Linked DNA regions of Homo sapiens: regions 1 and 2 are each linked to region 3. The links are chromatin loops, found by intact Hi-C in ENCODE. Cell type or tissue: PC-9. All regions are shown on one strand.

Region 1 (8,000 bases), 85 kb before region 3:
TGCACATGAAGACAATGGATTCCATGAAGAGAGAGAATAATTTCACGCATATGCTGAAATATCTGGAGTGTTTATGATACTAATTTACCTTTCTAATCATCATTCTCCCCTCTACAAAAAGAAACATGTTCATTAATAATATCCAACATGGATTCTACAGAGTTTCAGGCCTGTGAAAAAAAGGGCCCTCCTAGGGTGAAGTATAAGGCCATTTCTAGGGTCCAGAAGTCTGAAGAAGGCCACTCAGAGAAAACGGTCCCAGCATTTTAAATTATTTACTCAAAATAGAACTATGTTTAATAATAATATTTTCGTTAAATGTTTATAAGTAAATATATTTACCTAAATGTACAGAAATTAGTGTTAACACTCTTATTTATGTAGTACCCAGGTAATCAGAAAGCTCAATCATTATCAAATTATTTTTCCCCATAAGCAAGACTCTAAAATAGCAATAGATGCTCACAATGATAATCATTCACACTAAAGATTCCAATAGACCTCCTGAAGAATTTTTGGAAGTAATTGTTTTGGGTGTATGTTTAAGATTAAGTTTATTATATTCTAATGCTTACAAAACTAGTCATATGTACAATACGTACACATGGACACTAGGTTAAACAGAAAAATTCAATTAGTGAAAAATTCCATTTACTACTTGTTACATAGAATCAGACATTTATTGTATCTGCTGCTTTCTCAAATTCAGGCATATCAGTCACTGTGCTCCCTCTCCTGAAAGTCTTTCCCTATCAGTCTATTATGCAATTCTCTAAGCCCTAAAATTCCCCTCAAAATGCATGAGTTAATTATATTCTATCCTTTCAAACATGTCAACAGTTTCTGTGAACATCTTTTAGGTAATATTTTACTAATATTAAAGTTTACTATTGTTAAATATGGGAAAGTTAAATACATATTCATTTTTAAATAGATCAACAGAATTTTTAATTACAAGGAATTGAAATTTCTAAAACCCGGGTTTAAATGAGTCTAAGCTGTTCAAACTTAACTATATATCTCATTTTTTCCCCATATGTATGATACCTAAAAATATATTTTAGCTTATTTTTTAAACCAGCATACATTCAATTTCTGAAAACAACTCCAAGCTTTGATAGTATCTGATTCATCAAAAGCTTTGTCATTCATCGAAATGATTTTACTTACAAAACATAAATATCAACTTTATCATTAGGGAATGTTTTGTTGAATAGCAATATGAATTCACTGAAGGACATATATCATTTTACTAAAATACTTTGTAAAAATTTACAAATTAGAACAAAGTGATCATCCTTACATGTTCATAAGTTACATAAGAAAATAATATAAACTGAAATTAATTTTAACATAAGCTTCTGAAAGAGAATTGCAAAAATAAAAATGGAATTTATCTTGTCATATCTTGGTGTTCAAAATATTTTTAAAGAAAGGATAGACAGAATGTTCACAGATGACCTGAAGAGCCTTGCCTTAAGTGATGATTTTTTCCTATTCAGCTAGCTATTATAAATATGCTAAAAACAACAGCAAGGACAAAAAAATGCACATAATTAAACTGTCATTATGCCATCAAAAATAGATTTTATATGAACATATAATATTACAAGTGTTCAAAAATAAGTTGATTTATACTTTGCTCCTAGTAGTTCCTTTAAAAACAAATAATTTTTTCAGTAGCTGACAATGCACAAAATAATTACTAAGAGCATGTGAGGTTCCCAGCAAACTTTTTTGCTTATATAATTCTGTTTCCTTTCACATCCACCAAATGGGAAATGGAATCATATGTGACACTAATAATTCTTCATGAAAAACATCATTCTGAACATACTATTGAATAAATGTATTCATATATACATACACACACACACACACATAATATGGATGATAGAAAGTATAGGCATGTATCTCCTATTTATATGATCCAAATGTTCTACAACCCTAAAACCTACATTTCCTTTATCTTCAATAAATATATATATGCATCTCTATGTATGATATGTATAATACATATAAATATGTATGTTTTAATTTGAAATAATGTATTCATTTCACAGCTTTAGATTAGTTCCAAAAATATGGTTCAAAAATATAGAGTTTACAAATGTACCTAATTGATACAAAGAGATCAGCTCCAAAAGAGTAACAGTTTAACCTATTCCCTTCAAAATACGTTAAGATACTCATACATTGCCATTAGTTTACTTTGTTATCTCAAATGATAAATAAAAAGAATCTAGTCTTTCCTGAATTTAAAACAAAGATAGAATTCTCAGATTTTCATATTAATTTGAGTAAACGATCATAATACAGTTTCTGGATAATTAATTTGAGCAATAAGACAAGGGTTGCTGAATTTCTGAATAGGCATTTCTAGAGATAGGCTTAACTCTATTTTGACTTGAACCAAAAAACTAGTTTTATTTAGCATTTTGCAACTCTCTGAACTAAACACAATAATTAGCAGGGAAAATTTTTTTAATGTTCACTTGACCGTTAAAACTGAATGAATTACAATTGTTATACCTAATATGGAGTTTATTCTGGATGTGTGGAGGGTGTGTGTATGTGTGTGCAAGTGACCCACTGAAGTAACAAGCACTCTGCTGCTTGGGAGTGGCAAAAGGTGAGTTGCTCTAAGAGTACAGTACTTACATCCTCAGTTCTGTGTCGCCTAACAGAAACTACAGTATGTTTCAAATCTTTTTTCTTAAAGAGAGTTATAAAATCACTCTTTGATAGGTGCTACAATTTGGTTCAAAGCCTCCTAAAAGTTGAATGGCAATGTTAAAACCATTAAGCACTCAGCTCCTGAACATGGAGAAAATTATGCTTGTATAGCAACTAGGACTTCCTTCTCAAGATTGCAGCAGCAGTCAACATTAACAATGGATGATTCTTGTAATTGGGGTGGAAGGCTAGGGTGGGAGAGGAAAAGAAAAAAAAGTTTACATCATATCTTTCCCTGAGATTACCTAAAAATTTATACTTCATAATTTAACACCATAAAATTACGGCTGTCAATACTTGTTTGGGGACACACTTTCAAATACAAAATGGAACTTAAAAGAAAGATAAGCTACTTAAATCTTAAAAGGGAAACTAAACATTAATGGTAATTTTCTCATGTATCACATTTCAAAGAAGAGCCCTTACAGTATAAAGATTCCATGAGTTCGTGACAGCTTTATTCTTAGACCCACAAATCGAGCCATTGTTATGCTCTGAAACTGTAGGAACTGCTGCCACCTATAGGATCTGAACAACAATGGCAGTGTTTTACTCAGCAGTACCCTCTACTGGGGACAGAAATGTGATGAATGTGTAGGCACTTTTCTTAACAGCAGGTGGCCTCACTTTTGCTACAGATTTACCTCAAAAATGTTGGTTTAAAAGCTTTTTCATGTTTTGTAAAATAAACTCCAACTTCCGCCTGAATCTAAAGTTGCTAGGTGATCTGAGATAGGAAAAAAACCCACAACCGTGAACTCTGAAAATTCACTTCCATAAACAGTTTCACAAAGTTGTTCCCCAGTTGCTAATCTAATGTCACTTAGTGCCATGCCATACCAACCAAGACACAAAAGAGAGGTACTCTACTGAGACTCCCTGCATAAGGGTGAAATTAAGGAAAGTTTTTATTGAGTATAAAATGTCTGTTACCATAATTAGTCCCATCTTTCTAGAATTTATTACACTCTGTAATATAAAGTAACTATAAAGATGCCAGTTTCTTGTGGCATTCTTAGGTAACTAATATTAAGCAAGGTTATACATTTTTAAAGATATTTACTGTTGAGGATTAGTAAACTCAAACATTTAAGAATAGCAATATGTACCAAGGATGTCAGCAAAATTTTCTTAGAAAAGAAAAGCAATTGCCGGGCGCGGTGGCTCACGCCTGTAATCCCAGCACCTTGGGAGGCCGAGGCGGGCGGATCACGAGGTCAGGAGATCGAGACCATCCTGGCTAACATGATGAAACCCCGTCTCTACTAAAAATACAAAAAATTAGCCGGCGTGGTGGCGGGCGCCTGTAGTCCCGGCTACTCGGGAGGCTGAGGCAGGAGAATGGGGTGAACCCAGAAGGTGGAGCTTGCAGTGAGCCGAGATCGTGCCACTGCACTCCAGCCTGGGCGACAGAGCGAGACGCCTCTCAAAAAAAAAAAAAAAAAGGAAGAAAAGAAAAGCAATTAACTTTTATATCTTTTTATTGCAACCAGAAAATGACACCTTCCCTTTGGTTTTATTCCATCCATACAAATTAATTAAAATAACTAATGCCTTTATTATTGTTAAAGATTTGAAAGCATTTTAAATGTTAACAAATAAAAGGTGTTATAACCAAGGGCAGAAGGATTTCAGCATATTCAGAAGCCAAGGTAAAGTAGGTCTATAAACTAAAGAAAATCTTGTAACAGAAAATCATTCAGTCAGAGTCAAGTAGCACTCATACTATGAAAATAAAAAATATTATCCACCATATTGCTGTAGACATGCCATCAACTGATGATATTGCAAAGGCTAAACTCTAAACCTATATCTGTAATCACAGCAAATGGTGGCAAGAAAAAAAATATATAGACTTAGAACAAAACAAAGAAACAAAATAATACCCAATTCAAAGCCATGAAAAAGCAAATAAAATTATTATTGAAATGCTGACTATTGCAGAAATATTGGGTGAATATTTCAAAATGTAGCCAGCTATCCAGATATTTATCATGTTTCTTTAGAAAAAAATTAGGATTTGTTTTTAAGTATATTCAGATCTTTGGTCACAAAATCACAGATTCCTAGAAAATATTTAATATACATTGCTTTTAATTTTACACATTAAATCTATGGTACATATAGGTATTTTTTAGGGCCACTGAAACAAATTGTCACTGCAGCCTTACATACGCTGTTTGCCACTGAAATCTTAGAAAGGAATGGACATGGAGGAAGTACCATCCGTCCCTTTGTGTGAAGTAGCTTTGTTAATTCCATGAGTTCTCACACTACTGCCTTTCACCTGTGACCAAGCTTAGCCTATACCTGTACCATTGTGAATATGCTAATAGTCCTGAATTTAGGCCTATCACCTTCCTTCTTTTCTTTAAATATCTTTACATGTCTGGCCTGGCACCATTTTCTTCAAATGACTATTCTTTAGTGCGAACAAAAGCTCTGATGGACTCTTCAATTCCTTTCATAGTTAAGAAATGGCAGCTAGGCAAAATGGAGGAATAGAAAAAGCTAAATGTGCTCAACCAAAAATGTACTATAACCTTATAATTCTAGATAACTGGGCTTTATCTTAAATCTATACTTTTGAGATTTATAATTTTTTCCAGCTACCTACACAACTTATTTTTAAATTGTTTATTGAGTTACTGTAGTTTATGTTTTTCAGCTTTAAACTGTTTTATCAATTTCCAAACCAGGGTGGGGAAATATGGTTTAAAAATAGTTTTAACTTATAATAGGGCTTAGCAAACTTATTTGATACAAAGTTGTATATAAATATCATTGTACTGAAACCAATACACCAGACTTATATAGATCCACTGGTTCTCAGGGTGGGTACACCTGTACACCCCAATCCTGGACTTCTCCAAAATTTCTGATAACATCATGGGTTTGCTCTACTATGAAGTGCATGTTATTAGATCAAATCTCCAAGCTCCTATTAACTCTATAATGAACTACGGCAAACTGAACTTTTGTTGTGTGTTTTCTAAAAGATAGTGATTAAATACATAGGTAGGCAGATATAATTGTATGTGGTAATACATGCCTACAATGTTTTTCAAATTTTGTTTAAATAATTTTTAAAATTTTCCTAAATTCTCTATATCCTCATAGTAATGATGTCTCTGAGACTATAACCCAGAACTACCATTGATATGACTGTATAAAAGCTTTCTTTCATTACTTCAGTAATAAGCCATTTGGATAATAATAATAGCTGGGATATAGCACCCACCATGTGTCATGTACTAGGTGCTTTTTATTCATAAGCATTGATCCTTAGACCAATCCTTTGAGTTATTATCCCCATTTTACAGATGAGGAAATTGAAAGACAAGTAAATTACATGGCTTGCCTAAGACCACGAGGTCTGTGGATTACAAATTAAGTGCTCTTTCTGTTAAGCAACTGTAGATATAATTTAATTCAATTCCAGAAAACAATATTGAGCTACATGGAACATATGATTCTAAGCATTTTTTTTTTCACAAAGTAATTTAGTTTATAAAATTAGGTAACTCAAAATCTCACAAACATATAAAGTTTTTTTTTACACAGTGTAAAAACACCTTTACACATTTTTAAGAACCCTAAAACCCTGAACATGACAAGATTTAATATTTCACTTATATTCTTGATATATGTTAATATCATCACACAATAAAATGAACACATTTCACAGCAAGAAAAGGACTCAGGAGCTAGAAAATTTAAATAGTTGATGCTACAAAGTCACTATGTATCCCATTTTAAGAATATGTTATACTATGCAAAACTGTAGAAGGACCACATATTGATAATGAGTGGGATCTTTTGAATTTGCAATAATCTTTACCTTTAAGAAATTAATAATCTCCTACTACTTTTTTTTTTCCAACCACATGCTTTCACCACTTTAGTAGTGTCTTCATTTTGAAAGCACTTGGAATAAACAGTTTAAAAACTGTAATTTTCTTTGTAGGTACAGTATTAAATTGCAGTATCAACTCAAGCACCGAAGAACTACAGTGCTACCCTGAGGACAAAAGGCATTTTAGATGTCGTAAATATATTATGAAGAAGTCTTTTCTTTAAATTGTCAGCAAGATAACCTCATTCTTTCCTTTTTAATAGTGATTTAGTGTTGTTTCACACAAAAATCAAATGCAATGGTATTTATGGTACCATACATTATATGATAAGAAACAAAAAGGTTTCAAAGGATATCCTAAAGCTTCAGTTTTAAGGGACATAAGTAGGTGAGCAGATGGTTCTCAGAGAATGCAGTCACAGACTTTCCCCTTCAGAATATTCCTAAACGATACATTTTGATTTGAAGGGTCCTGTTCGTAGGTCCATCATATGCTTCTAGTAAATCAACACTGAAATGAGATCATGCATAAGATTTCTTTTTTAAATAAAATTTCTCTTTAAAATAGTGAGGTATCCAACAGTCCTCTGCCTTTTGAAGGCCATCCTTGTAATATACACAATGTTGCCAGCTCTACTTGCCACACCAGTTATTCCTTTCAAAAATTTCTACTTATAGGCCAGGCGCGGTGGCTCATGCCTGTAATCCCAGCACTTTGGGAGCCAAGACGGGCGGATCACAAGGTGAAGAGATCAAGACCATCCTGGCCAACATGGTGAAACCCCATCTCTACTAAAACAACAAAAATTAGCTGGGTGTGGTGGCACGCACCTGTAATCCTAGCTACTCAGGAAGCTGAGACAGGAGAATCACTAGAACCCAGGAGGCGGAGGTTGCAATGAGCCAAGATGACGCCACTGCACTCCAGCCTGGGTGACAGAGCAAGACTCCATCTCAAAAAAAAAAAAAAAATTTCAACCTATATTCTTACTATTTAAAAACTTCAACTTTTCAAATAAGGTCCATTCTATATTCCTTTATTCAGAACAAGTCCAACCACTTACTAAAAGTTTCCATTTGTTTTTATTAAAGCCTAATTTATCTACTTTAAAATTTAAATCAGATATTAATAAAATTTATTAAATACTCAAGAGGATACAAAAGAAATAATGGAACATGGATATTAAACTAAGCCACATGCTATAGAAGGATTACATTTTGACTCTTTTCAACTGTATCATTTTGGTAAATATTAGAATCAAGTTTGTTCAAATAATAATACATTCTCGAGTTTCATCTATCACTATGTCTCAGGTCTTTTCTTGTCATTCTTGTGTCTGGCCAGTCTTTCACGATGAATGTCATAAATATTACTCAGTTCTACATACCAGGCACTGAATAAAGAAAA
Region 2 (8,000 bases), 580 kb before region 3:
CTCAGTATCTCCAGCTATGCAAAAGAGGGCCTGATTATGTCTTCCTTAAAGATTGCTACTGGCTGTTGCCTGAACAGAGGAGTGGGTGCCTAGTCAGAGAAGAGAGATGGTTTCTTCCAGCAAGCCTTCCCTAGAACAGTTCAAATCTTTCTGGCATATTTCTTTGCCAGAAAAAGTCTGGAACTTGTTTTGACTTTGTCCTTCCCCTCTCCTGTGTGTGTTGAGACAAGTCCCCCAAACCTATGGCTTTGAGTGCAACCCCCATACTTCTACATCTTCCCGCTTCTCAACCCACCCACCCTTTGTGGATGGTGCCAGGGAAGCACACTGATGCTTTGTTTAAGAAGTGGGAGGAACTGGCAGTGTCAACTCCTCAATGTCTTGCATTCAGATGTGTTAATCCTTTTATTTGCTCTGTGTCCTTAGGCAAGTCGCCTAACCTTTCTGGGCTTAGGATCAACATATCCTGGTGGAGGGAGGAAATGGTTGCTTCATTTTCCTGAGTGTCTAGAAGGAGCGAGAGCAGATTCAGTTTAATCACCGCAAAGAGGGGTCATTAAAGTTTAGAGAGAATGATAGCGATGTCACTAGACCCAAGGTTCACAATGCTTCCCTGCACCCTCTTTCCTATCCAGCCATCCTTGATACCTGCCTCATAAAAGAAACAGAAGACGTAACCCTTAGGCATTCTGTACAGGGAAGATAGGCTTAAAAACAAAAATGACAGCATATGTGACAAGCACTACTCTGGCCTTATGGAAAAGCACTCCAGGTGCAGGTGAGTGAGTGACCAACTCCTCCTGGAGTGGGGTAGCTGGGCCCAGATGTGATTTGCACACTGGCTGAGCACAGCGGGCTGAGGGAAGGGAAGGATACGGAAGGGACGCCATGCATTAAGGGATAGTGTGCCATTCACCAAACTGGGGCATTCAGGAGGAGAAGCAGGTTTCCCACAAAGGATGAGGAAAAAAATAGTCAGTGTGAATGTAGACATGCTAGGTCATAGAAATGGGAGGCTACAGCTGGAAGACCACAGCCCAAGAGCGTCTGAACCCAATGAACCCAATGCATTCTTTTTTTTTTTTTTTTGAGACGGAGTCTCACTCTGTCACCCAGGCTGGAGTTCAGCAGCGCTATCTCAGCTCACTGCAACCTCCACCTCCTGGGTTCAAGCAATTCTCCTGCCTCAGCCTCCCATGTGGCTGGGACTACAGGTATGTGCCACCACACCTGGCTAATTAGTTTTGTATTTTTAGCAGAGATGGAGTTTTGCCATGTTGGCCAGGCTGGTCTCAAACTCCTGACCTCAGGAGATCTGCCTGCCTCAGCCTCCCAAAGTGCTAGGATTACAGGCGTGAGCCACCGCACCCAGCTTCCAATGCATTCTTGAGGGAAGTATGTGCCCAAAGGACAAGCAAGAATAATAACCATAATCTTTGTCATAATGATGATGATAACTACAATAGTAACCTGCATTGACTGAGCACTTACTAAGTGCCAGGCAGTTGCTTCGTGTCTTGATTTGTTGTTTAATCTTCATAACAAACCCATAAGGTGGATATTGTTGCCTTCATTTTACAGATAGGAAAACTGAAGTACCAAGGGAATGTGTAACAAAGCTCATTATCACATACCACTATGTGCCCAAACCCTGACATGGTGCCCTCGTGGGCCAGGTGGGACAGACTCCGTTTACTCCCGGCTAATGACCACAGCACCACGAGCCACCATGGGCCAAACAGTCACTATGCCTGTCCCCTCCCAAATTGGTTGTGAGCTTCAGTAGCTCCAGTGGTGAGAAACAGGTCATCTAGTAAGAAACAATCAAGGTCCACAGCTGAGCAGGCCCAGGCTGCAGGCCCACGCCCGCCTCACCTGGCCAAGGGTGTGTGAGCCGCCAACAAGCAGGGAGGCTGAGGAGGCAGCCGAGGGAGCAGGAGGCGGCCTCTCCCCCACCAGAACTGGCCCGGCTCCTCCCACCCCAATTCCGCTTATTTAGACCCCTCTTTCTACTTGATTAGGGAATTCCATGTCTAGGCCAGGATCCTGACCCACTACTGAAGGGGACTGGAGAAGGGGTAGAGAGGCGGGAACAGAGAGGAGCCTCAACATCCTCCCGCCCCCGGCTTCTGCTCTTTCTCCTGTTAACTCACCGGGTTGAATACACAAGTCCGGGAGCCTGACATCACCGCTACTTCCACCTCCAGGGAGGAGTCTTGCTGCGCATGTGTGTGCGTGTGTGTGCGTAGGGGTTGGGGAGGTCCCCACCACAACTTACCTCTGTTTTTCCCTGAGCTCTGGCCCCAGATCAGTTCACAGATATGCTGGACACACGGCTGAAAGTTAGGCAGCAACCAGGACAGCTGGATCCAGAATCCCGGAGGGGCCAGGCTGAGGAGCTTTCTGCCTCCAGGGCCTGAGAGGCGGGGCTTAGCCAGGGCTGGGGGCTGCATAGTTCCACACCAGCCAGGGTCTTGCCCACAGCCCAGCAGCTCCTCTCTGAAGCACTGGAATCCCGCTCACCCCCTCCCAGCTCAGGAAGTCCCTTAGGTAACTCTAAATATAAAGACCATCTTCTCCCTCTGCTTTTACCTCCCAGTTTGAGCAAATAGGAAGCTGCTGCTGCTGCTGCTGCTGCTGCTGCTATTAGAAAAGTGATTTTGTAGCGACTCTTGTTTACACAAAACTTTTGTCAAGAGTCCTAGAATCTTAACTTCTTTCAGCCTCAGTTTCCTCACCTGTAAAGTGGGACTAATCGCTTAAATGGGATAATACATGCAAAAAGTTATCTTAGTCCCCTCAGGCTGCTATAACAAAATGCCAACCTTACGAACAACAGAAATTTATTTCTCAGGGACCTGAAACTGGCAAGTCCAAGATCAAGGCACTGGCAGATTCGACGTCTTGTGAAGGATCCCTTTCTGGTTCATCACATGGTGGAAAGGGCAGGAGATCTCTCTGGGGTCTCTTTTATAAAAGCACTAATCCCATTTATGAGGGTTCTGTCCTTGTGACCTAATCACCTCCCAGAGGCCCCACTTCTTAGTACAATCACACTGGTGATTAGGTTTCAACAGATGAAATTGGGAAGGTCAGCCGGGCACCGAGGCTCAAGCCTGTAATCCCAGCACTTTGGGAGGCCAAGGTGGGTGGATCACCTGACGTCAGGAGTTCAAGTACAGGCTGGCCAACATGGTGAAACCCTATCTCTACTAAAAATACAAAAAAATAGCTAGGTGTGGTGGCACGCACCTGTAGTCCCAGCTACTCAGGAGGCTGAGGCAGGAGAATCGTTTGAACTGGGAGGCAGAGGTTACAGTGAGCCAAGATCGCACCACTGCACTCCAGCCTGGGTGACAGAGCAAGTCTCCGTCTCAAAAAAAAAAAAAAAAAAAAAAAGAAAGAAAGAAAGAAAGAGAAAGAAAAAGAAAAAGAAACTTGGGAGGTCACAAACATTGAGACCATAGCAAAAGCCTAGCACAGAACATAACTCCACAACTGCCGGCACTCAGCAGAGTCTGGTGTTTCTCCCTTCCTCCTCCACACCCTTCTCAGCACTGGGACTAGGAGAGGAGAAGGACCAAGCCACCTCCGGCAAAACAGGCCCCTGTGGCTGTGGCTGGACTGAGATTCTGTGGTCAGGTCTAGGCAAGGGACACCTTAGACCAAAATGGGGTTCTAGAACGAAGAGTTTCCAAAGCTCAGGATGTTACACGAAAACAGAATGCCTCAGAGTGACTGAATGCTGGTCTTTAATTCAAGGGGTACCTCACTACTTCTAGGAATGGGATGGGATTCATCCTGAGGAAGCCCCAGGGGTAGATAAGGGACCCATAGAGGGCGCTATAGGAACAGACTTTGAGTCAGGAAGAAAGAACTCTTCAGAGGTGAGTCCAGAGATGGCTGGGCTGGTTTGGAAGTGACGAGTTCTCAGTCACTGGAGGTGATCAGGCAGAGGCTGGGTGAGCTCAAGAGGATTTGGGACTGGAAGAGGTACTAGAGTAAATGACTTTCACCTTCCCTAATCTGGGGCTTCTGAGTCTATCAAAATAGGTAACTGCCAAGAGGTATGATTTGAGGACCCTTCACCCCAAATCTCTCTTTTGTCCATTACCGGTGCCTGACATTCCCCGGTTATAGATGCATTGCTTTGGGTTAAGACACTGTCTCTTGCAAAATACCAGGCTTCCTGGTTGGTGTCACCCTGGTTCATCAGAGACCTGATCTTGGACTTTCCAGCTACCAGAACGGTGAGTGAGCCAAATATACTACTTTTCTTTATCACCCAGGCTCAAGTATTCTGATATGGCAGCAGAAAATGGACTAAGATAGATGTCAAATTTTTTGTAATATATATTTCACAATAAAAAATTACACCCTCCAGCGCTGGGGATTCAGAGAGGATCAGTGAGGGAGGCTACAGATTCTGTTTCCACAGATACAGCCCGCTGGCCCTTTGCCATGGATACCTGTGCACTGCCCACCCCCTTCCTCCATGCCTGCAGTGGTGGCTGGGCCCCGGGACCTACATGCATGGGGGAAGGGTGCTAGTAGGGCTTAAGGGAAGGAGCTCCAAGGCTTGCTGAGTGAGAGGCTCAAATATCCAGTAGCTCCACTTAGGACTGAACACAGGGGCATGGAGATATAGAAAGCTAGTTGGAGTGATGGCTGAGTGAAGCAGTGGAGTTGCCAGGAGCCTGAGGGCACACCGGGGGCAACCGGAAGGGGAGGAGTAGGAAGCTCACTAGGGGCAACAATCCTGAAAGTATCCTCCCATTAGAAAGGGGCTTCATTGTCCAAACGAGCATCCTGTGGTCAGCGGCAGCTGCAGAGTTCTCGTGGAGAAGGAGCTTAGAGCAAGCACTCTTTGGGTACGTAAACAATAGGACATTTCGTGCCCCCACTGCTCCTGGAAAAAGCAGCAGGCTTTGCTCCGTGATGCAAGGAGGAAACAGCAGGGAGACTGCTTCTGAGTCGGTAGAAGGAAGAACTTTCTAGCACAGATGCAGATGGACTGGGCTTCCTTGAAAGGTGATCAGTTTCCCATCCCAAAGGTGTTCCAAGATAAGCTGTCCTCTGCAGATTCAGAGCTCCCTGTATGGGAGAGTGGGAGGAGATCCCCTGAAGAGGAGGTATTGTGTAAAGGAGTGGCCGCTGCTTTTCAAAGATGCCACTAATCCTCACAGGAGACTATCTGGCCCAGGGCACTAGATAATCCCAAATTGTCATTCTGGAGTTTCCTTTCATCCTGAAGCCTGGCGTGAGGGGCCAGGCAGCAGAGCCCACTCCCTGACACTTCCTGGAGAGAGTGTCAGGTGGGGGCACAGACTGGCTTTCTGTTCCTTTGCCTGAAATGCTAGGGTGGAGAGAAGACTGGCAGGAGGATGGGAACAGAGAGACATGGCATGTCACCCTCACCCTCTCAAAGGGCTACTTCAGAACCTAAGAGCTGGTGGCCCTGGACTGGGCTGGGCTGGAGTGGGAGGACTCTGGGCTCCCAGTATGTGGCAGGTATGAGGTCAGCCCACCCCACAGGCAGGATGTGTCCTGGGCCAGATGACGTGGGCAGTTTTTGCAGCCTCTATCCTTGGGGCTGAAGAATGGACTCTCATGAGAGAGCTGCATTTTTTTTTTTTTTTTTGAGACGGAGTCTAGCTCGGTCCCCAGACCAGGCTGGAGTGCAGTGCAGTGGCACCATCTTGGCTCACTGCAACCTCTGCCTTCCAGGTTCAAGTGATTCTCCTGCCTCAGGCTCCCAAGTAGCTGGGACTACAGGTGTGTACCACCACACCCAGATAATTTTTGTATTTTTAGTAGAGACGGGGTTTCACCATGTTGGCCAGGATGGTCTTGATCTCTTTTTTTTTTTTTTTTTTTTTTTGACACGGAGTCTGGCTCTGTCAACCCAGGCTGGAGTGCAGTGGTGCTATCTCAGCTTACTGCAAGCTCCGCCTCCTGGGTTCATGCCATTCTCCTGCCTCAGCCTCCCAAGTAGCTGGGACTACGAGCAGCTGGGACCACAGGCGCCTGCCAACACACCCGGCTAATTTTTTTTTTTTTTTTGTATTTTTAGTAGAGACGGGGTTTCACTGTGTTAGCCAGGATGGTCTCGATCTCCTGACCTCGTGATCCACCCGCCTTGGCCTCCCAAAGTGCTGGGATTACAGGCATGAGCCACTGTGCCCAGCCGGTCTTGATCTCTTGACTTCGTGATCCGCCCACCTCAGCCTCCCAAAGTGCTGGGATTACAGATGTGAGCCACCACGCCCGGCCGAGAGCTGCATTTCTAAGAGGTTCTAGAGAGGACAGCACTCAGCCCCACAGGCTTGAGTGATCCCCCATGGTGGGATTGAAGGTGGGATTGGCAGGTTAGATGAGGGCATCTTTGGGGACAGAGGAGTTTTCTGGCACTTTTTCACCCCATCTCGCTCCCTGTCCCACCTGGGGACTCATTTAGCCTACAGAACAATCACTGGTACTGCCAGTCAGCACTTCCCCAGGCAGGAAGGTCTGGGTATACTTGAAGGTCCCAGATCGGCTGCACATGAGAATCACCTCCAACGCATGTTAAAAACACAGACCCTTAACTGTGAAGCTCCCTTGCTTCAAGGAGCATCTCAGTAAAAGCACAGAATCCTATAGCAAGTGAATACATCTAGGAACAAGAGCTGAGATGGGAGAGTGCCATCCCTGCTGGAGATCTTGCCTGGGAGGGTTAAGGATCGGGTGGCAGTGAGAGGGTCGTGCATTCCGGGCTTCATGGGCGTCCCACATTGAGCACTTACGGGCATGTGCAAGCTGCCGAGGACACACGGACGGATGGCAGAGCTACACGTGCAGCCTCATGAGACAGCCAGCAAACCGTCTGATGATCTCTCCAGTTGTCTGGGCTCCAAAAATGGCCCATGAGTCACCACTGCAAGGCCCCCAGAGCCTGGCAGACAACCACACTCAAGCCAAGCTCCAGAGATGGCCTTGGGGAGAATCTGACTTTCTGGGGGCCCTTCCCCAGGCTCTGCTGGAACCTTCGCCACACCTTGCTTCAGCCGCTCCTCAGTGTCTATGGCTGGGTCACCGCCCAAGCTGATGCGTGTTTAGAAAACCCAACAGGGGGTGTTTTCTCCTGGTGACAGGCAGAGACAAGGGGGAGCTCAAGTGAGCTGTCACCTCAGAGGATGCGCAGACCTGCCTCCAGTCACACATCACCTGATCCCCAGGTCAAAGGCAGAGGTCAAAAGGGGTCCAGGGAATCATCTGACAGCTCAAGCCGGGGGACAATACCGAGCACCAGCAGAACAGTGTCCTGCCTGCAGATTCCCCACCGTGGGGAATGCAGGGGGCCGGAAGGAGCAGAAAGGCCCTGTCTCTAAACCTGGGACCTTTTCCTCAGGGCAGAATTGCTTTAATCTGCGAGTAGCTAAGCAAAGATGCCCCTCCATCAGACTCTGGTTGACTGTAGATTCTTAGCCATGATAATCTGATTAGCAAAGAGCTCGTTTCTCTGCCAGGCCTTCCACCTTCCTCCGCTCACGCAGTGCTCACGTAACACTACTCGTACAGTAATTCAAATAACAATGATGGCTGGGCACAGTGGCTCACACCTGTAATCCCAGCACTTTGGGAGGCCAAAGTGGGAGGATTGAGACCAGCCTGGGCAGCAAAAAAAAATTTAAAAATTTAATTTTTTTGTACAACTACAAAAAAATTAAAAAATTAGCTGGTTGTATTGGCACATGCCTGTGGTCTCAGCTACTTGGGAGGCTGAAACAGGAGGATTGCTTGAGCCCAGGAGGTAAAGACTGCAGTGAATCATGATTGTACCACTGCACTCCAGCTTGGGTGACAGAGCAAGACACTGTCTCAAAAAAAAAAAAAAAAAAATAGCTATCACTTGCTGAGTTGTTCATATGTCCAAGCCCTGTTCAGACCTGCACTTGCATTCCTGTATGTTCATCATGGCAGCCCTCTGCCTTCCTGTGCTGCGTTGACTTCCTGGACAA
Region 3 (8,000 bases):
ACACAGACTAAGAATCAAAGACTACATGTACATTACGATGCTAAAGAGGGACTAAGAATCCACTGCCATGCTGCATACCATCAGTGCTCCACTGGCTTTCAGGTCCCCTATACTCTCAGGGCTGCTGATCATTACCCATGCGTTCTAACCACATAATGCATTGATGACCTTAAATATTTATTTTGTAACACAACTTATAAATTTTCTATTCCCAAAGCTCAATATTCTGCCACTGACTGACTTTAACCTCTTTGTACTTTCCCAACCTAAGAAAGGGTTAAAATGATTTGATCTCTGATTCCTTATCTCATAAGTGTAATGGGGGACTAATACATTAACATCTAACATGCTGTGAGCTCCTTCAAGAAAAGTATTATTTTAAAACAAAATATTGTGTACTTTTTCTTTTTTTTTTTTTTTTTGAGATGGAGTCTCACTCTGTCGCCTGGGCTGAAGGGCAGTGGTGCAATCTCGGCTCACTGCAACCTTCGCCTCCTGGGTTCAAGCGATTCTACTGCCTCAGCCTCCTGAGTAGCTGAGACTACAGCCTCACGCCACTACGCCCAGCTAATTTTTGTATTTTTAGTAGAGACAGGGTTTCACCATGTTGGCCAGGATGGTCTCGATCTCCTGACCTTGTGATCCGCCCACCTTGGCTTCCCAAAGTGCTGGGATTACAGGTGTGAGCCACAGTTCCCATCCTGGTTCCTTTCTTTCTTTCTTTCTTTTTTTTTTTTTTAGAAAGGTAATCATTAGTTGAAAGATATGGATATTTAAAATTATGAAAGATATAATCAGACTGCCTCTGGAAAAGTAGAATTAATTTACCTACCCCCCTCCACCAACAGTGTATGAGAATACCCAGTTCCCTACAATTTACTGATTACTGCTTAACTTCTTTCATCTTTGCCAACCTGATAAGCAAAAATTATCTCACTTTTAAAAATCATTCCTTCAATTCCTAATAAAATAACCATTTGATGTACATACAGAACATTGCTATTTCTCTTGTGAAATACCTCTTCTTAAATTTTTGGCTACGTTTTTCTCTATCTTACAGGTTTTCAGATTGTCTTTTTATTATGGATTTGTAAGAGCTCTTTATAAAGAAAATACATCTTCATCTGAATATATGTCATAAATAATAATTGCCAGTGTGTAATTTGTATTTCAATTTTTTTGATGCGCTTTTTGAATAAAGGGTCTTTAAATCTTAAATTAGTCAATCTATTAACCTTTAAATTCATGGTGTTTGACTCGCACTTAGAAGGACCTTCTTGATTTCAATATATTAAAATTATTCATCTGAAATATCTAAGAGTGTTATGTTTTTAATTAAATACTTAACCCATATTAAATTTATTTTGGCATATAGTATATAGGAGGGAGTCAGCTTTATTAGTTTCCTAAATTCCTAGGCAATGGTCCCAATACTATTTATTAAAGAATCCATCCTTTCCTCTCTTACTAAAATTGTATCTTCATCATATGTTAAGTCACATATATTTAGGTCTTTGTGAACACTTTATTCTAAAAATATTGATTTATATGTGTATTTCTGCAATAATGCCACACTATTTTAATTGTGTAGCTTTACATTGTTTTCACATAACAAAATAATGTATGATATTAAAACAGAATGGCACATACCAAAAATATCTTCTATCTTGTATTATTTTGAATAACAAAGGTACTGAAAAAATTCAAGAATGAGGCAGATGATATTACTAACCATAAAAAATACAAATACTATTTACAGTTTACTTGGTACTTTCACATTATCTAATATTATGTTCACCTCACTATAAAGTACTTATTGTTTCCTATTCAATTTTACATAAGGAGTTAAGACTTGTACAAAGACTCGTCTACAATTACACAGCTAATAACCCGCAGAGCTAAAACCTGAACTTCATATCCCATGTACCTTCCATAACCACTCTAAATTAAAAACAGAGCAATGACCCATAAAAGCCCAACTTTTTCATTTTTTAATCAAACCACTGTACTGTGTATATGTATATATCTGTATATAAATATAGATATACAATGCATACATGTATATATAATGCATATGTATACACATACACTACATAGATGCATTATATATCTGCATATGTACATGTATACACATATACTACATATATGTATATATGCATATGTATACACACATGCTACATATATGCATTATATAACTACATATACATATACACATACATATGCATTACATATATAGACATCTTTATTTGAATAAGAATAGCATTTTAAAATCCAAGCTGACATTCTTGAAGCTTTGATAATTTCACCAACATTCCAAACCCTAACTTTATAACATAACAACAATGAAACAGAAAAACTAAAAATTTAGACCATATTTCCAAAGAAACTATTACCTTTGGTTTCCTAAATACAAGTAAAAAGTGAAAACATATAATTTTTTTTCCTCTAGAAAAACCAGGAAGATAAATATTTGATTGTCTTTTTTTTACAGGAAAAGTCTTGCTATATTGCCCAGGCTTGCCTCAAATTCTTGGGCTCAAGCAATCATCCAGCCTTAGCCTTCTGAGTAGCTGGGACTACAGGAACATACCTCCACACCTGACTTTTATTTTAATGAGTCTTGCTTTCAATAATAACTGATTACCACCCCAAAAGAGATCAGTTTTAGATACATCACAAACAGACAAACAGATTCTGCTATCAGACCACTAGGAAGCAAAGTCTATAGCTGTGTGCATTAAAAATCCTGGTCAGGTCAGGCACAGTGGCTCTTGCCTATAATCCCAGCACTTTGGGAGGCTGTGGCGGGTAAATCACCTGAGGTCAGCAGTTCGAGACCAGCCTGGCCAACATGGTGAAACTCCGTCTCTACTAAAAAGACAAAAATTAGCTGGACATAGTAGCAGGCGCCTGTAATCCCAGCTACTCGGGAGGCTGAGGCAGGAGAATCACTTGAACCTGGGAGGCAGAGGTTGCAGTGAGCCAAGATTGCACCATTGCACTCTAGCCTGGGGGACAAGAGTGAAACTCCATTAAAAAAAAAAAAAATCCTGGTCAGTCTTAGAATTCACTAGGGAAAACAAAAATCACCACTGTCACATGTACAAGTATATATGGCAGAGGGTCTACAAATTCCTCCAGGAGATAATGTGACACCAACTACCACAGGGTCCTGTCATGGAGCTCAACCAAGAAAAAAAATTTTTTTCAAAGAATAGTAGAGAAGTTTTACCAATACATCCCCCAGACTTAAGCTGCAACATTTGCCAGGAATCCTGCTTCACAATGATATTACTGAAATGATTTAACTGCTGACCTCCTATCCTTTAAAGGATTATATACATTATATTGTACATAGTTTATAATAAATTATACGAAGTACTAACACTTCTGTTCATACTACTCAACAAAGGATGATGTGCTTAAAATGTTCCAATGAATCTACTACAGACCCAAGCATAAGATGAGATGTTATAAACAACAAATAGTTAAATTAGATACTATGGTATCCAAATTTGGATCAAGTAAGCACTGAGAATTACATTTTTAAAAATTCCTTTCAGTAGTGGAACGAAATAACTTTGGAGAAAAGGAAAATGATTTTGGAAGAGACAGCATGGTGCAGCTTCTTTGACCAGAGGTCAGAGGACAAGCTAGAAAGGAGTCCCTGCCCACAGAAAAAGCAGAAGCAAGAAATCTGCTACAATGCTTATAGAGCACTCCCTTGTTACCCAAGGTATCTGAGCGACATATCAAAGGAGACACAGAAGCAGCCAGTACCTCATCTGAGGTGAAAGATGTCATCCTATACTCTTCCCTAGGTAGCTTGTCAGCATGTCTTTCTGGGCACAATGAATCAATAGTAGACACAACCTCCTGACCAAGAAGCTTTGATATCTCAAAAGAAAGTAGGTTCTCAAGTAGTAGAAACCAAATAATGAAATATACATACCTATTCCTAGTTAAAGGTAAGCACTTTCAAAATGGTTTGTTTTCCACCATAGTAAATATAAATATATAAAAAGAAGGTTGGGTCGTATATCACACAGCAATAAATCAATACGCAGACGTGATTCATTCTGTACGAGATTCCTCTTAATTTCTTCCCACAACATTCGAAGAAATTCAAGCAATGAAAAGTTACCTCAAAAATATAAAACACTTTGCAGTTCATACATTTAAAACCACAAAACTTCTATACAAAAAAGTAAATACAAAAAAATTATCTTTTCTAATAGTAAATAAGTTATCTAGAGGTTTATTTTCCAAAATTAAAGAGATTTTTCCACGTCTTTTCACTTAGAGCATAAACCAATTCAGAAGGTAAGACTGATCCTTTCATCTCTGAAAATTTGCAATGAATATAATCATCCCCTGATATTCAAAATGAACTTACAATTGAAATTAATGGTTCTACTAAACCATGACCATACCTTTTTTTACTGTATCTACACATATCAGGTTTTTGTGACTAGAAAATGTTTTAGTTAAGCTGTTTTTTCTATTACTAGGAAGCATTATTAACCTAGAAACAAATTCTTAAAATAAATAGATAATTCCATCTCTTGGTTCTCTCATCTATTAGAAACTTTTTTCCTCATTCTAATTGTCCTTTAACATACTACCATGGTGGTGATTTATGAACTGATACTCTTGTATGGAACTTTCACTCTCTATCAAAAGTACTTCTTTATTTAAAGCTAGAAGTAGAAAAATTAAACTGATATTTTTAAAAATTAAAAAATCGGCCAGGAAAAATCTATTTTTTTGTATTTTTGAATTACTGAATATATTAAATATATTATAAATGAATCAAATAGAAATGTTTAGACACATCTTTATATGTCTACATGGTAAAAGCTTAGGGTTATTATTTGAGCTATTTATCCTAATTATATTGGGCTATGACAAAGAATTATGATTGTGGCGCCCTCTGCTGGGTTTTCTAGTCACAAACTCAATATCACTATTGGCATAATAAAATCAAATTTTTGAGGCATCAAGTGAAAAATCACTTTTTCAGTCCATGGTTACTTTACGTCCAAGATTATATAAAAGTCATAATCAATATTTACTTTATTGGAACAGGACTTTACCAATTTATCATTAAATGAAACATCTATATAGATTTTTCTGTTAAAATAAAAAGTAAACATAAAAGGTACACAAAACAACATATTTTAAGAGGTCTTATTTTTGTCACCACTTCTATCACTCAGCAATATATCCAGGTTTTTAAGGCAACATTTATAATGAGGCATTTTAATAAACAGCTATTTTGCTAATTTTATCTAATTTTTCTGCCCTGTTAGTTCAATTAAAATAGTATAAGACAGAATAATCCTAATAATATTATCTTCTTTATTAGGAAAAAACCAAAAGAGGTTATATAGGTACTCATCGCCAGTAATAATTAATAACTTTTATTGCATATCAACTCTCAGCCATGCAGTATGTACGTACTTTCTTTATAACACAGCCAGCCCTAAGAGATGAAAACAGTTGAGGTTCATAGAGATGATACAAATTGCTCAAGATGAATTTCAGAGCCAGAAGTCAAATGCAGGTGAGTATCATTCCAAAGTCTTAAACCTTTCTACCAAACAAGAGACAACAGTGAAAAAACACCCTGAATATGCAATATTTCCGTTTGTTCATGCAACAACAACACGGGGTATGGAACAAGTTGATGGGAAAAAATGTTAGAGAAGGCTAAGACAGTCATTCATGCCTAAAATAATAATTGATGCCTTTAGGAAATTATTTTTATTTTACATAATGCTGTCAGCTAGTGGCCCTATTTCATACGGAGCCAACTGGGAACAATACTTGACTTTTACATTACTGAATCAAAAATTCCACATTTAACATTCTAGAATCATTTTCTGAAATTACATATGTTTAAGCCTGACTCAATGATATTTAACATTACCCCAGAACTAAAAGAGTATGTATCCTCAACCATCATTGGTATGCTTTGCCCAGTCCTTGCCTAGACCTAATAAAAATATGAGATACACCTAAGTGGGAGAGAATTCACTAAATGCCAACATGGAAAAACTAAAAGGCATTCGGGTTCAAGTTGGTGTTTGGAAAATTTAAAAAAAAAGAAAGAAACTAAAAGGCACATCAGTCACTATCCATAAAAAAGAAACCTACATTATTTTAGGTATTTAGGATAATTTAAGGACATTTATAGATTCCTTAGTGAACCACAAATATTTTTCTATAAAATCAAAAGCTTATCATAATGTGGACATAAGAACAAAAGTGTTGTCTGAGTATTACTGAACACAATTCTATGCAAATCTATTTATTTGATAAAACTGCATTGTTAAGCCAAAGACACTACCTAAATTCAGCCAAAAGTTAACAGTTCTGAAATTTTCTTTGAGAAAAAGAGTATGAGTACTATTTTTACATTTAAAATGCTCATATTTCATTGACAATTCACTATCTTAAGAGAAATGTCCTATACAAAAAACATAAAAAGTCCATAGCTCCTATGATGGTATGCTGTTTAACTCAGTGACATAAAGGTATTCTTGGCTGATGTCTTTCATCACATGAAATTAATTACAAGAATTATAAGAAATATTTAAGTGATTTTCTCAGTGGACAAATCTATCACCAATTAATCAGAAGCTTTGATGAAAAGGCAATATATTCTGTAATATTGTAATACTGCATCAAACAAAAACACTCTGGTATTAATGTATAGTAGCATCAAGAAAAATATGTTCTGGGTTTATTCTACAGTGAAAGTAAAGAAGCAGGGAATGGCAAAGAAAGCACCCGAAACAAAGCAAAGAAGGAAGAAACAGCCCCACTACTGAATTAACTGAGGTCAAAATGGAAACAAAAATAAAAGGGACAGTACTTCAGTGTCCAGTGTTCTTTCTGACCTACTCTCTCCATCTCCCTCTCTCTCTCCCTCCCCCACCTCCCCCCCACACACACACACCTGCGAAGTTTAGAAACTGCAGTATCCCATTTTGTCGGTGTACCTTATACAAGGCTTATTTTGCAGCTAAAGACAGTCAAACTTTCTATTATATATACATATATGCATACATTTAGTGAGTATAATAAATATTAGTGAGAAGAAAACATCAACTATAAATTCACTTTGTAAAACACTAAATATATTTCTATAGAGTGAATGTATAACTTACAAACATTTCCTGTATTGTCAAAGCTGGTAAGGACATCTTCAACATTCAAGGATCCACTATTATGCCTAGAAAGGAGTAAAGCGTTTGCTTTAATGATTCTGAAATGTTAACATTTTTAGTATTCAAAAAAGCTGAGACTGAGACTGTATATTATGGTATACCCAATAGCAATAAATTATTCCATGCTATATTTTAAGAATATTTTCTGCCCACTAGAGGGAGAAGGAAAGAAATAACAGTATGGTCCTCAGAATATTTAACATAATGACTTTTTAAATGATTAATCTACATCTTAAAGTACTAACAAATAATATTTACTTGTTGGGTTTTCATTATGTAAAGGGAAGTTCTTAACCTTTTTAAAGCCAAAAACCCACACAGTATACTTAGAGAATCAAGCTGAAAAATCATCACCTTCCAGAACCACACTCAACAATACATAAATTTACTCTATAACAGCACAAAAAATTCAGAACTTCAGTCACAAAGAAATAGCCAATCTTCAGGTCTGCTATTCCATCTACAGACAGTTATGAATGTCAGGGAGCAAAGTTTTTGTATCTTTTGCCCACTAATCTTAATTCTAATGCCTTTAATTCTAATCCCGCTTCAGTTAACAACTCTTTTAAATATTTGACTTGACACTGATATTTTATTAATACCTATGAAAAATACTATTTGTTATATACAAATAGACTCAATTGTGCAATAGGTCATAGAGTTTGAGTTTCTCAGGGGAAAAAAAAAATTAGTGCTAATCCATCTACAATCCTCTACATTCTCTCCCATATAATTTACAGCTGAAGTTCTTTAGAATGTTATAAA

What was found. Hi-C counts contacts between places; a loop is a spot of excess contacts. Peaks named below come from ENCODE experiments on the same cell type or tissue, not always from the same donor. Only the 100,000 strongest peaks of a DNase experiment are listed, where the experiment ranks them.
Region 1: it touches region 3 in a loop (7-fold over the local background); 33 of 110 quality-filtered maps call a loop at or near these places.
Region 2: a loop joins it to region 3, with 15 times the contacts of the local background. A loop is called at or near these places in 5 of 110 quality-filtered maps.

What each region holds. Positions count from the first base shown.
Region 1 is chr2:44,474,884-44,482,883 of GRCh38, reverse strand. The region is part of intron 3 of CAMKMT (calmodulin-lysine N-methyltransferase); the gene reads right to left. LOC124907758 (a long non-coding RNA gene) reads right to left here and starts at 7,093. Exons shown (of 2, transcript XR_007086302.1): 1 at 1-7,093. In PC-9, CTCF peaks have their summits at 3,085 and 3,287 (motif pointing left); a DNase peak (open chromatin) is centred at 3,283.
Region 2 is chr2:44,970,093-44,978,092 of GRCh38, reverse strand. No RefSeq gene overlaps it. Among named protein-coding and RNA genes, the nearest start is that of SIX3-AS1, 32 kb to the right of the region's middle. RefSeq lists enhancers at 1,390-2,165, 2,166-2,941, 4,894-5,761. In PC-9, CTCF peaks have their summits at 3,631 and 3,832 (motif pointing right); a DNase peak (open chromatin) is centred at 3,852.
Region 3 is chr2:44,389,481-44,397,480 of GRCh38, reverse strand. It overlaps CAMKMT (calmodulin-lysine N-methyltransferase), which reads right to left. Exons shown (of 11, transcript NM_024766.5): 3 at 7,176-7,240. It overlaps LOC124905998 (a long non-coding RNA gene), which reads right to left and starts at 7,169. Exons shown (of 3, transcript XR_007086301.1): 1 at 3,953-7,169. In PC-9, CTCF peaks have their summits at 4,728, 4,939 (motif pointing left), 7,205 and 7,406 (motif pointing right); no DNase peak of the experiment used is centred here.